Linked DNA regions of Homo sapiens: region 1 is linked to region 2. A link is a contact called in ENCODE Hi-C or POLR2A ChIA-PET data. All regions are on one chromosome and are shown on one strand. Each heading gives the region's core, a stretch centred on a gene start or an enhancer-like site at or near the end of the contact. The rest is flanking DNA. Distances are from core to core; before and after follow the strand shown.

What was found. A loop is a pair of places that touch in the nucleus more often than their neighbours do. ChIA-PET counts read pairs that join two places held with the same protein, here RNA polymerase II (POLR2A). Pooled maps may share reads with other maps.
Region 1: a map with no recorded cell type shows a loop between it and region 2 (7-fold over the local background). The contact joins the promoter of BLNK here to the promoter of ENTPD1-AS1 in region 2. A Hi-C loop is called at or near these places in 1 of 37 single-sample maps with no recorded cell type and 4 of 50 pooled maps. POLR2A ChIA-PET finds 5 or more read pairs at or near these places in 2 of 52 experiments (GM12878 and activated naive CD4-positive, alpha-beta T cell).

Annotation. Positions count from the first base shown.
Region 1 is chr10:96,269,651-96,276,459 of GRCh38, reverse strand. BLNK (B cell linker) reads left to right here and starts at 4,891. Exons shown (of 17, transcript NM_013314.4): 1 at 4,891-5,108. The coding sequence starts at 5,062. RefSeq lists enhancers at 3,011-3,070, 3,201-3,250, 3,737-3,836, 5,946-5,995, 6,026-6,145.
Region 2 is chr10:96,084,937-96,091,551 of GRCh38, reverse strand. ENTPD1-AS1 (ENTPD1 antisense RNA 1) reads left to right here and starts at 1,317. Exons shown (of 6, transcript NR_038444.1): 1 at 1,317-1,570; 2 at 2,245-2,286. RefSeq lists enhancers at 1,168-1,217, 1,228-1,597.

The sequences.
Region 1 (6,809 bases), core at 3,642-6,141, 180 kb before region 2:
TCAAGAAGATGGGTGGCCTTGAGTAAGTTTTGTCACCCTTCTGAGGATCAGACTTCACATCATAAAATGGGAATGACCATAGTACCCTTTGCCCCCATGGAGTTGTTGTGAAGCTGAGCCTCTTGGAAACAGGTTATAGTTCTGCATAGAACCAGACTGCATAGCACCAACATCACACCTTGCCAACTTCCTGTGGCAGTTTGCCTAAACTGGCCCTGGCAAGGGAAAAGCCATCAGTGTGTGGGTAGCAGAGAAGAGAGTGAACTGTGCCTGACTTTCCAGTCCCAGTGAGGACTTGGACTCCCTCCAAGGCACTGTAAACTGCCACAGCCACTGAGCACTTCTTTGGGAAGCAGTCTAGTAAAGAGAATTCAAGACTTCTCTTCTAAAAGCTCTGAGAATGTTTCCACTGGCACTAACCGGTTTCTGTGCACATTGGCAATGTCCAGATTCCAAGTCAGATGGAGCCCCAGCCCCTTTGAATCCCTTGCTCTAGAGGTAAGAAGTTGAGGTGAGGGAGACTAAAAGACTTGCCCAAGGTCATGGTTAAGTTGGTGCCTGATGCCAGAGCAGGCCTGTCTGCTGAATCACAGAAAATCTCTCTTGCAGTGGCAGAGTCTATGATTAGTAGCTTAGACTATGGAAACAGACTGGGGTTTGAGTCCCAGCTTTTCCATTGATGAGTGGTGTAACTTTAGACCGGTTTACTTAGCCTCTCTCAGAATCAATTTTTTCACATGTAAAATGAATGTCATCATAGTAAAGGAAACACAGAAAGCATTCAGTAAACATGGTGTTGTAGTTGTCATCCACAGATGCAAGGCAAAGAGCCCAAGAGAAACCAGGGCTGGTGGGGTCTCAACCCCAAGAAGCAGTACAATCCGTCTTCTTGTTCTCAAGTCTCATCATCTCACAGAGATGGTGGATCACCACCATCTGACTTAGGTTTAGGCATGCTATCTTGACTTTGCCCCATAATTCTAGACCAGATATTTTTTCTTTCTTTTTTTTTTTTTTTTTTTTTTGTTGTTATTACAACACAAGTTCAAAGATAGATCAGATCTTTTAAAATTTGTGTTAAATATATAATACCTACAATATGTATAAGATATAAAGAATAACAATAAAATGAACACTTATACCCACCATTCAACTTAAGAAATATACTACAATTGCTTGGAAGCCCTGCATGTCCCTTCGCTCCAATCCTGCTCCCTGGTGACTTATTCATTTTTCATTCCCTTGCTTGGTTTTACCATAGATGTACTTATCCTAAATAACATATTACTTAGTTTTACATGTCTTTAACCTTAATATAAAAGGGATCATACACTTCTTTAGCTTGCCTTTATTGCTCAAATTATTTTTGTTATTTATCCATACTGATGCAACTGGGGTTCACTCATTTTCACTGTTGAATAGTACTCCATTATGAAAATATGTCACAATTAATTTAGTTGTTCTCCAGTTGATGGACAACTGGGTTATTTCCAGGGCCATTTTTTTCCCCTATTAGAAATGGTGGCTGGGCTTGGTGGCTAGGTCGGACGTGGTGGCTCATGCCTATAATCCCAGCACTTTGGGAGGCTGAGGTGGGTGGATCACCTGAGGTCAGGAGTTCGAGACCAGCCTGACCAATATGGTGAAACCCCGTTTCTACTAAAAATACAAAACTTAGCCAGACATGGTGGCATGCAACTCTATTCCCAGCTACAGGGGGGCTGAGACAGGAGAATTGCTTGAACCTGGGAGGCGGAGGTTGCAGTGAGCCAAGATCGCACCATTGCACTCCAGCCTGAGCAACAGAGTGCGACTCCATCTTAAAAAAAAAAAAGAAGAAGAAGAAAAGAAAAGAAATGGTGCTTCAGTGAAAATTCTAGCACATGCTTTGATATACAGAGTTAGGAGTGCTCCGCAATATCTGTGATCCATGCTGGGTCATAGGTATGCATGCCATCAAATTTATTGGAAAATACCAAACTGTTTCCAAACCATTGCACCTTATACTTTTAGCAACAGTGTATAGGCACTCCAAATTTTCTTTAAGGTTGGGATTGTCAATTTCTCATCTGTGAATCTAGTGATTCATTAATTTCCATGTCCACTGTGCTATGTAGACCGACCTTAAAGGCTTATCATGGTATATCGTTCTGTGTGCGCTGTGGAACCACGTTGTGTGGTTTCATTCCTTTTATAAGTTACCAACTAAGGCTTGGTATCATCAGTTTCCATCTTTGCATTAACCTTTTTGGTAATCCAGTTATGGGGCCTGTCATTTGTATTTTGACTTTCATTTATGGTGCATTTGTCACATAAAAGTTTAAATTTATATGTATCTAGATTTACCACTGTTTTTCCTTTTTGTGTTTTGCTTAAAAAGGTTTTCCCCGGCCAGGTGTGGTGGCTCACATCTGTAATCCCAGCACTTTGGGAGGCCGAGGCGGGCGGATCACGAGGTCAGGAGATCGAGACCATCCTGGCTAACACGGTGAAACCTTGTCTCTACTAAAAAATACAAAAAATTAGCCAGGCATGGTGGCGGGTGCCTGTAGTCCCAGCTACTCAGGAAGCTGAGGCAGGAGAATGGTGTGAACTCAGGAGGCGGAGCTTGCAGTGAGTCAAGATCGTGCCACTGCACTCCAGCCTGGGTGACAGCAAGACTCCGTCTCAAAAAAAAAAAAAAAAAAAAAAAAAAAAAACAGGTTTTCCCCACTTCAAAATTAGAGTCAAATAATTTAAAATTTTCATTTAGTCATGGAGCAACTTAGAAGCCAAAGCAGTTGTGGCAGGCCTGGAACATTAGGCTGTCACACTGTATTTCACATGGGGTAAAATGTCCAGTCTGGAAACACAGTCTCTCATTTTCATCATGTTAGACTAAATACAGTAAAAAGAAGAAAGACCAGTGGCTGTAAAAAGAAAAAGCAGAAGTGTAACCTTTGCCTCTGGTCTTTTTCTCTGGGGAAATATGAAGTTGTCAGCCAGGTGTTGAGCAAAGTTGTTGGTGGAGAGAAAAGTCAAGTGACTTATGGGGTGCATTTTACAATAATTCAGAAAGAACGAGCTGACTATTATCATTTCATTCAGTGAAGCCTGAATTTCCTGATCTTTGATGACATTGTATGTGCCTTTACCATCCTAGTCTACTTGTTTCTTTCAGTTAGGAACTATGGGAGAGGAGGAGGCAGGGTCTAGAGCTCCTTCAGGATGCACTGCAAGAAAATTGAGCAGCCAGATTGGGGAAAATGAATGATGGCAGGAGACAAGCACTTGCATTTTTCTCATGCAACATTGTCTGCTCTCTTGCTGGCCTGGCCAAGTCAGTGTCCTGGCCAAGCAGAAGGGCCCCACCCTTCAACAGCTCTGAAGATTCTGCTCCTAAACATCTGGTCAAACCAGAAATTCATAGGCAGTGATGAATGTGAATAATCAAGGTTACCTGGAAAAAGACAGAACATCCATTTGTGCAAAGAAGAGGCACAGGAGGGAAGAAATCCATCCACGGTTTCCACCTCTACCACTGCCGCTGTTCCTTCTCCCCCTCCTCCTCTGTCTCCTCCTCCTCCGCTTCTTCTTCCTCCTCCTCCTCCGCTTCTTCCTCCTCCTCCTCCTCCTCTTCCTCCACCTCCTTCTCCTCTTCTGTCTTCTCCTCTTTCCCCACTGTCTTCAGCCAGATCTTGGGTCTGCAACAGGAGAGGTAACTGAGAGCTCTTTACTTTGTCCTGCTGTGTATTCTGACCCAGGAGAAGACTGGTTCCCTTGATAAATGTTGGAAACGTGTACTTTATTCCACAAGGGTGAGCAGGGCATTCTCAATGGCTGCAGAAAAGTGTGTCCAGGTACAAAAGGTCACTTCCCTCCCATTTTCTTCCTCCTTGACCCTGGACTGCGGGCTGCTCTTTAAACAACAGGTAAATCAGCATTTTTCAGATTAGGCAGAAGGAAATATAAAGTCTTCCAGGAGGGAAGTAGAGTTCTCTGAATAGGTTCAGCCCCTACAGGTATGGCTCCCTCCTCCCAGCCTCACCCCACCTGTCTGACCTTGAGATGGCCTCGTGTCTGGCGTGTCACTGGGTGTGATGAGCAAGTGGTGGACAGGACAGAAAGAGGCAAATGCAAGGAGGGGAATGGCATTCTGCTTTTAGGACTTCAGAATGGCCTGATGTAGGAATTGCATTGTTGTGAAACTGTTAGATTTGTTCTCATCTGACTTTTGGGTACATCCTGGTTTGTTTGAAAGCATCTGGCTATCGGCGAGGTAACTCCTGACTCTATCAGGCAATAAGGAGGCTGCACATCTGACGATAGAGTTCATCTCCCCTTTCCTGAGTCATCCATCCCTACCCCCAGATGAACAGAGAATTGCCCATCCCATTTTAAATAGAGCTCCAGAAAAAGAGATACTCTAATTCTCTGAGTAAACTGTTACCACCATGCCACTGACAACCTGATATTTATTTTTAAACGTATTGCCCGCATCGGGGGGTAGGAAAAAGCACAAAAATGCCATTTTTATATAATGGTTCTATAAGTAGAAAAAGCTTATCCATAACTTTATGCAAATAAGCAGAAAGTCTCCAAGAGAGGTTCAGATGGACTTGATTACTCTGCTTTTCCTTGAGCCCAGGAAGTTCCCAGTTATAGCATGCACCTGCTGGAAACAGACTATATGTGTTTGGGACAAACAGGAAGTAGTGACCAGCCAGAAACTTGTCCTAACCTGGTTACAAATCTGATTGTAAAAGAAAGCAGCTGGAAAGAAATTTGCCTGCCCAATAGGTTTCATTATTAAAGTTTACACAAAGTGGAGTAATCACCAAGCTGGCTGGCTATCCAGATCACATGATTATGTAGAAACATGAAACTTGACTATGTGCTCGGGCAAGTTTTACTTCTCCCTAGAGCAGGGGTGTTTGCCAGCAGCCTGCACTCTCAGAAATCAGACTTGAGTGGCCGGAACCCTTGAGACCAGAGGCTTACCATGCTGCTCCCTAGGAGGGCCAGGAACTGCTGACGTGACCACTGGACAGTTATTCGTGTCTCTTACAATTACCAAACAGAATGGACAAGCTTAATAAAATAACCGTCCCCGCCAGTCAGAAGTTGAGGTAAGATTTTCCCCACCCAATACCCTTCTTCATCTCCTTTTTTTCCCCCCAGTGCTCTTATGGCATCTCAGAAATACTGAAATCCTGGAATGCTTTGCTAGTTTCCAGTGGGTGGCACTTACTATAGGGAAGTGGACTGAGCTTTTAGGGAAAGCATTGGGTGGCACTTGCTATAGGGAAGTGAACTGAGTTCTTAAAGAAATGTGTAGGAACAAGAGAGACTTGCTTTAGCTGCCTCTTACAATAAAGTGTAAAGCTCTGGAAAGATAATAAAACAAATGCCAAGGGCTTAGATTCTACTGAAGGTCAACTTTTAGAATCTGAATGCAACCAACTTTTCTAAGGAAGGGTTTCTCTAAACTGAGTCCTCACCCATTTTATTGCAGGTTACTATTTAATTTTAAGGATAGCTGTAATCATTTGTTATTCATTGTTTTATTGTCTCATTTATTTTGTGGGTGTATATGACAAGTGTGTTTGGGGGGATTAGATCTGTCTTTCCAATGCCCTCATGTCAATGTAACAATATCCATAACAAGCCTCTCAAAAAGAATAAACCAGAAGCGGCCCCATGGGCGTGAGTCAAGGAGCTATGGAAAAGACAACTTCCCCAAATTTTGCTTTTGAAGGTCTTCTTTTTGTCTCATTGTAATGGCATCATGGCTTTCAGAGACTGGAACTTTTAAAGTTCTGGGAGTGCAGTTTTTTTTTCACATTTTTTAACAGTTTTTTTTTTTTATTATACTTTTAAGTTCTGGGGTACATGTGCAGAAGGTGCAGGTTTGTTACATAGGTATACACATCCCATGGTGGTTTGCTGCACCCATCGACCTGTCATCTACATTAGGTATTTCTCCTAATTCTCTCCCTCCCCTAGTCCCCCACCTTGACAGGCCCCGGTGTGTGATGTTCCCCTCTGTTCAGGGAGTGTTTTCTATTCTGACTACATATTAGAACTTAGCCAAATGTTCAGGGGGTGATGTGACACATGTAGCAGACAAGTAATCACAGATAACAATGAGCCAGAGAATTGAAGCTTTTGAGACAATATTTAAGAGAAAGTCTGGATTGGCAGAGGGACAACCCTTCACAGTAGAATACAGGTCTTATGCCTAGGAGGTGCTTGGTAAAAGGTAATGTGAAATGCATCAATGATCTGGGATCAGTAGGCAACATCAGCTGTGTTCAACCATTTCAAGAACATGCTGTTGAGTGCTGCTGTGTGATCAGCACTGACGGGACAAGAAGGCACCTCATTCTTGCCCTTGGTCTCAAATAGCTACACCCTCATGAGGGGCGGGGGTGATACAATGGAAGCTGTAAGCGACAGAAGGAATGTAAGAAGAGACTTAGAGTAGCAGGAGGAGGTTTCATAGAGAAGATACTTTTAAGAGGTAGGCTTTGAGAGGTGGGTAAAATTATAAAATACTGGAGAATTGGAGGAAACATGTTATGTGCTGGGAGGGAGGAAATACAGAGGCTGTCACTCAAAGCTTAACACAAGTACGGTCCATTTGTGGGATAGTGAGGAGAGTTTTCTGTCCAGCAGAAACTAAAGAGTAGGGAATGTGGGACCTGAAGGTCCTGGTATGATTGGACAAATAAGGTGGGTCCAGGTTGCAAAGGATGGTGAGTGCCCTGACCATAGGGAGTTGGAGAACAGGTTATGCTGTTAGCTGTTAGCAATGTCATGACAGTAGG
Region 2 (6,615 bases), core at 68-2,567:
TGCAACTTTGTTTTAGGGAAGACTTTTGGTGGTAGCATACTCTCATACGAAAGTGTGTGAAAAACATCAATTTGCTTTTTTACTTTTCCTGTGAGGATTATAGAACCAAAACAAAATATCGAAAATTTTGAGAATACACTGACTCACAAAAATCCAATGCTTTTCTAGTCAAACAGGATTTCTCTACGTGATTTGTATCAAGGACGGTCATTTATCAAAATGTGACAACATGCCTTTGCCGTCATTATAACAGCAGGCAATTAAAAATGTTTTTACCATAGCCAGTTTGCTTATTTTTCTATTTTAAAAGGGTTTTATAGCAGATATGCAAAAGAGAAAGCAGAGAGAAAAAAATAAAATCACTCTCTATTCAAACACTATCACTGTTAATTTTGATGTATTTCTTGTGTTTTTCTAGGCATAATTTGTTTTTACAAAAACATAGCCTTAGTGGCTAGTCCCACTTTATTATGTGAGTACTGGTCAATGCAGAAAGAAGACTAAACAAACTACAGATTGGTTTTCAGTCATATTCTAAAGAAACAGAAGCCAAACAAACACTTGGTCTGGTGGAAAGTCCAAGATTATGGTCCTTGGCCCTCTGTTAAGGCCAGCTAGAGTATCTGGTGATGGTGAGAGGCCTCCAACTGTCTTAGTCCTGGATTTAAAAGGGCCTAAACGGAGCTAAAATGTTCCCCAGAGCCTAGCAATCATTGACAGTTTCCTCAGGTAACCAGCGCTGCAGACGGAGAATGCTGCAAAGGCAAGGTGTCAGAAACCAATTGAAATCCGAGGTTCAGCCAAGGGGACCCAGGCACACACGTGGGCCTTGTGTTCACCATAAAGAGCATACTGGCTACAAGTTGGCCCCTCTCTGGGCAACAGAGTGCCTAACTTAAAGGGGCTTACGAGGATGCCATGCGCCAACAGCTCTGGTTTTACAAAATGGAGTCACCAGGGAGAACGCGGTGTCTGGGTTAGACCACGTTCACCAAGTACCAGCTATACGATCTCGGACAAATTTACTTGCCCTCTCTTAACCTTAGTTTCCCCATATATAAAATGTAAGTGATACATTTCTGACTGCTGGGATTGTAAGGAAGGGATTAAATGGCTTGCCAATGAGGTGTTCAGCACAATGCCTGCCTAACACGTAAAACGTGTTGGGGTTGGTTGGTTGTAAGACCCACAACCTCTCTCCCCACTCTACCCCCGCCCCGCCACCAGCAGCCCAGCTGCAGCCGCTTCCGGGAACCACTTCGCTTCGGTCTCCCACTGCCGAACGCGGATCCCTCCGCGTTGCGTCACTTCCGGGAGACTCTGGCCGCGGCGATTCAATATATCCGGAAGCAACTGTCATGGCTGCTGTCAGTGAGGGCCCGTAATGGAGATCGAGTCAAGGGTTGCCCAGGGACACTTAAGAGCCTTCGGCTTCAAGGAGGCCTCTCAAAGGACAAAGGATGAGACTGCCTGGCGGCAGAGTGCCCCCCACAATCGTAGGAACTGTGTCGCCGCGCTTCCCGTTAACTTGCCGCTAAGTTTTTCTAGAAAAGTCGCCCTTCTTGCCAGGGTGGGACCTCACTTCTGACCTAGCCCTTCTTTGTGTACCAAGTTTTTGTTTCCGTCATTTCCCGCAGCCCGGGAGCTCGGCGGGCGATACTGTGGTAGCCTGGGAGGAAGGGGCGGGCCGGATGCTGGAACCGAGAGAGGTGGGGCTCGTCGAGGAGTCACGGGCGGCCGAGGCTGGAGTCTCCTAAATGCAACCTTGAGCTGTTCCACCCTTTGGTGCTTGGTCTGTTAGCTCGAGGTGCTCCTCACCGTGGAGGCGTTTAGAGCTGGTCATAAGGCTCTTACCTGCTGACCCAACCACCCTCAACCACAGCTTGCCCTGCTCCAGATAGACTTTGATCCTAGAAAATATCTAAGATGGGTGTAGTGCAGTATGTTATTGTTTTAAGTCTCAAACATAAGCAAACTATTATTAAAAGTTTTAGAATTAATAGGCAGAGTTCACATATTGGGTCGTGTTATTGTTTTAAGGTTTAAATTTAGATAACATGTTAGTACTTGTTGAGATTTTAACAAAAGCATTAAAAAAATGAGAAAATAGATTAATCTTTAGAATATTTTAAGTTTGCTACTGCGCAGTGGTAACATGAAGACACCTCATAATAAGTCTTTGATTACCAGAAGCTTCTGAAAGTAAAATTATGGGTATATTAATGTGAGTTTTCCTCTCTGCAGGGTGTCCTATAGACTTTGTCATGGAGTGAAACAGAAACAAATGTGAGTTAATCATTAACATTTCCTAGTGGTTAAAATTACTTTTTAAGCGCTTAACTGTGTATTTTTTAGATTGAAGATTTCAAATGAAATTTTGATTTGACTGAAATATTTAATATGTGATGAGTTGATATTAAAATACAGAAGATTACTATTTTTATAGAAACAATAATGTAGAAACTAATATTTGAAGCAGGTTTACTCCACATACTGTGTTATAATTTAAATTTTCACTTAAACTCTCAAAATCAGAAGAGCTGACCTAGTAAGGCTTAAACCTCTAAAACTTGTGGTTTTAACAAGGCTTAATATACGTAGTTATAATAGTTTTTAAAAAAATTGTTATCAAGTTCCTCAGGTGATTCTGATATAGTATTTTAAAGAAAGCAAAGAGAAATGATCTGTTTATACATTTTAAATATTTTGTTCCTTATTTATGTATTGAGACTGTGCTTATAAATGCATTCACACGCATTGAAGTACATAATTTGATCGTCATGCCAGCCTGGAATCTTGCTTTTTGTATGGTTTCTTGCAGGTAGGTCTATTGGGTTCTTGGCATAGTACCTGGACAAAACATTGTTAAGGTGGAAATTTTCATTGTATTTATCACTTCAAACACTTGACCAGTTTATTTAGTTTTCAAGCGCTTTAGACAACTATATGTGGGCTTGACTTAGTGTATAATAAATGTAAAGTTTGATCTCAAGTAGTTGACATTTATGGAGTATTTACCATATGCCAATCTTTGTGATAATTGCTAGACATATTTTATTTAATGCTTACAGCAGTACTGTGAGTTAGGTTTGTTAAATCCCTGTTTTAATAGATGGAGAAACTGAGGCAAGGACGGATTAAGTTACAAATCCGTCTTTGTAACTTAGAGCCATCTTCTTACCTACTTGTTTTGTATGACACCCTTTTCCTCCATATAACTGAACACTGGTAGAAGAGTGAATGACTGTAGAAAACAGACCTGGACTCTATTCTACCTGTCCAGCTTTGTAAACTAGGGCAAGTTGTGTGACCACTCTGAATTTCATTTTCCTCACCTATAATAAATGAAAACTTTGAACTATTATGTTTTATTGAATCTTGAATCATCAGAAATCCTTAAGGCTGGGTGTGGTGCTTCACGCCTGTAATCCCACCACTTTGGGAGGCCCAGATGGGAGGATTGCTTGAGGCCAGGAGTTTGAGACCAGCCTGGTCAGTCAGCATAGCGATATCCCATCTCTACCACAAAAAAAAAAAAAAAAATTCCTTAAAATGGTGCCTTTACCATCAAACCTGGGATTTTCTTCCAAGCCCCTAGTGCTCATTCTGAGTTTTGAAGTTTTGATGCACGGCAGTGCCAACTCCATCTCCATTGCCGTCTAGTCTGATTACATTGTAAGATGTGACTGATTTCAGAGATGTCAAAATGTAAAATAATGTGCATCTTGGAACTAATGAGCTCTTTTTCAACCCTGACTCTGTAACATCTGTGACTTTTTAACATTTTATTGCAGGATTAAGTATTTTTGAATGTAAATGATTCAAGATAACACATAGACTTCGTTTGATGACATCTGCAAAATAAATTTTTAAAAAATTTGGGCTTCATGATAATGGAAAAGTAGAAACTATGTTTGTCTTTATCACCTGTGAATCCCCCATATTGAGAACATGCCTGGCACATAGTGAGTGTTCAGTAATCATTTACTCAATGAAGTAAACAAGTCTTCATTTCTTTTTTCTTTGTTTGAGACAATCTCACTCTGTTGCTCATGCTGGAGTGCAGTGACGCTATCTTGGCTCACTGCAACCTCTGCCTCCAAGGCTCAAGTGATCCTCCCGCCTCAGCCTCCCAAGTAGCTAGGACTACAGGCACACACCACCGCACCAGTTAATTTTTGAATTTTTTTGTAGAGACAGGGTCTTACCATATTTCCCAGGCTGGTCTTGAACTTCTGGGCTCAAGCCATCTGCCTGCCTCAGCTTCCAAAGTTCTAGGATTACAGGCATCAGCCACTGTGCCCTGCCACGTCTTCATTTCATATTACAAATACAATATTAAAAAATTGTGTTTGACTTGAATTAGACATAAAATACACAGTCATGCATCGCTTAATGACAGGGATACATTCTGAGAAATGTGTTGGGTGATTTTGTTATTGTGCGTGTACTTACATAAATCTACATGGTATGGGCTACTACATATCTGTATGGTATGGCGTATTGCTCCTAGGTTACAAACCTGTATAGCATGTTACTGTACTGGATACCATAGGTGGTTGTAACACAATGGTATTTGCATATGTAAACATGTCTAGACATAGAAAAGGTACAGTAAAAATATTATAACTTTATGGGACCGTCAGTGAAATGTCATTATGTAGCACATGACTGCAATAGTATTAATAGTGTAAAACTATTTTGCACTGAAATTTTTTGCATTCAGAAGTTCACTGTTGTAAACTGTCTTTCTTTCCAAATATCTTTTCTTCTGCTGATTATTGCTGATTGTCATCAAGTATGGGGTATATTTTGTTCCTCGAAGAGTTATAGTAAAAATTGAAATGCTGGCTTATAGACTTTCCAACAAAGAATCTGATTTATTTTTAAAGTGGCCAAAGTATAGGAACATTATTTAATTTTTAGAAATCTTGATTGTAAAAAAAGTTTTAAAAATGTGATTTGATAGCTTATTTAATTTTTGTGAGTATTCTGGAGGTGATTAGGCATACTATCTTTCCTAGTATACAAATAATATTGAATATTTCTGAGTTATGAACAATAAAAATAAACTACAATTGAAATTATGTCATAATTGAAATTATGTCAGTGGGCAGAAAAGTGTTCCAAGTTTTTGGGTGGGCAAGTGTAAGAATAATGTTAACAGGAGAAATTATTCCAACCGTAATTATGGATGTCTAATAGTCTGTACTTTCGGTTAGAACCAGGAAGGTGGCACAGGAATAATTATAGAGTTGTAGACTGTTCTCTGTAGATAATCAGCTGAGTTTTGTGCTGTGGCCAGAAAAGCCAGTGTGTGAGGTATCATCAGGAAGGGATTTGGGAAAATTAACAAAAAAAATGTTACCCTCAAATAACACAGTGTTTTAACTAAACATGAGATACAAGAAATTATTTTATATTCATAATCCAGATGTTAAAAATCGTTTCAATTGTTAAATGTGATTATGGCTATAATTTTACTTACATAATTCTGTAAAGGGTATATGCCTGTATATTCAATTTTTAAAGACCAAATATAGGAGTAAAATCATTTACATAATTACAAAAATTCCTGCCACTAAAATAAAACTCTGTACCACTTGATAGCACTTCATTACTGAGTGAACATTGACCATGAACATCTTGGAATTTTCACTATCAATTTCCTTTTCTCAGAGTCCTTTTTTACAGAAAACACAAAGTTTTTATTCTTTAGTTATGCCTGTGCAGTAATGAGGAGGGAATAGTATTCACTTCTGTTAGTACTTACTTCCTTGCACAAACTTTGTAATGTATACTTTACTGAGTTCTCCAAACCCAAAGGAGAATAAGGCCAAGGGCCTATAATAAATTATTTTATGAGTCCAAAAAAGTAATTCATTTTATGATGTTTTCACAGAAGTTTATGCTTATTAATCAAAGATTTCAAGTTTAAAGAACTGAAGGAGAAGTGATATCATTAAATTTGGAGCAAATATGTTCTTTCAATAATTTTTTAAGTACCTAAGGATTGTTTTGTACTACCCTGAAAATTGTTTTCCTTTAAAGTTTTTATTATTTCCACACCGTTTTTCTCCATCTTTCTGTTTTCCTGTAAACGAATAACAGTAAACCCCCCACCCTAACAAAATGTGAATTCACCTAGGCTGAAATCATAAGATATATTCACTTTGTTTTCCCTACTTTTTCTACATGTTCAAGAATTTATATCAAATACAGATTAATTTGAAAATTTGACATTTGGAGATAATCTCAGTGACTAAAAAGAATAAAACAGGCATGGGACACTTGCAAGGAGGAACAGAAACAAAATTTTAAAACCCTCTCATTACTTAACCTACAGCAAAGATGAATTTATAAGCATCTCATTTAAACTCTAGGGTAAGTAAATTTTTAAAAAGTTTTTAGAGAATGAGGAATACAAAGGGATTTTGCTAATTTAAGACATCATCGTTTTTAGTTTAGTGTACTGGGTAAAGGATTTTCCAAGTTAACTAACAACTTTATTCTCCAAATCCTGAGTTTTTACTTTTGGGTGTCAGCCATGACTACTTCTCATCAGGAGTATTTAAAAATGTTATCCTACCAGTTGGTGAAAAAATATCACACCTC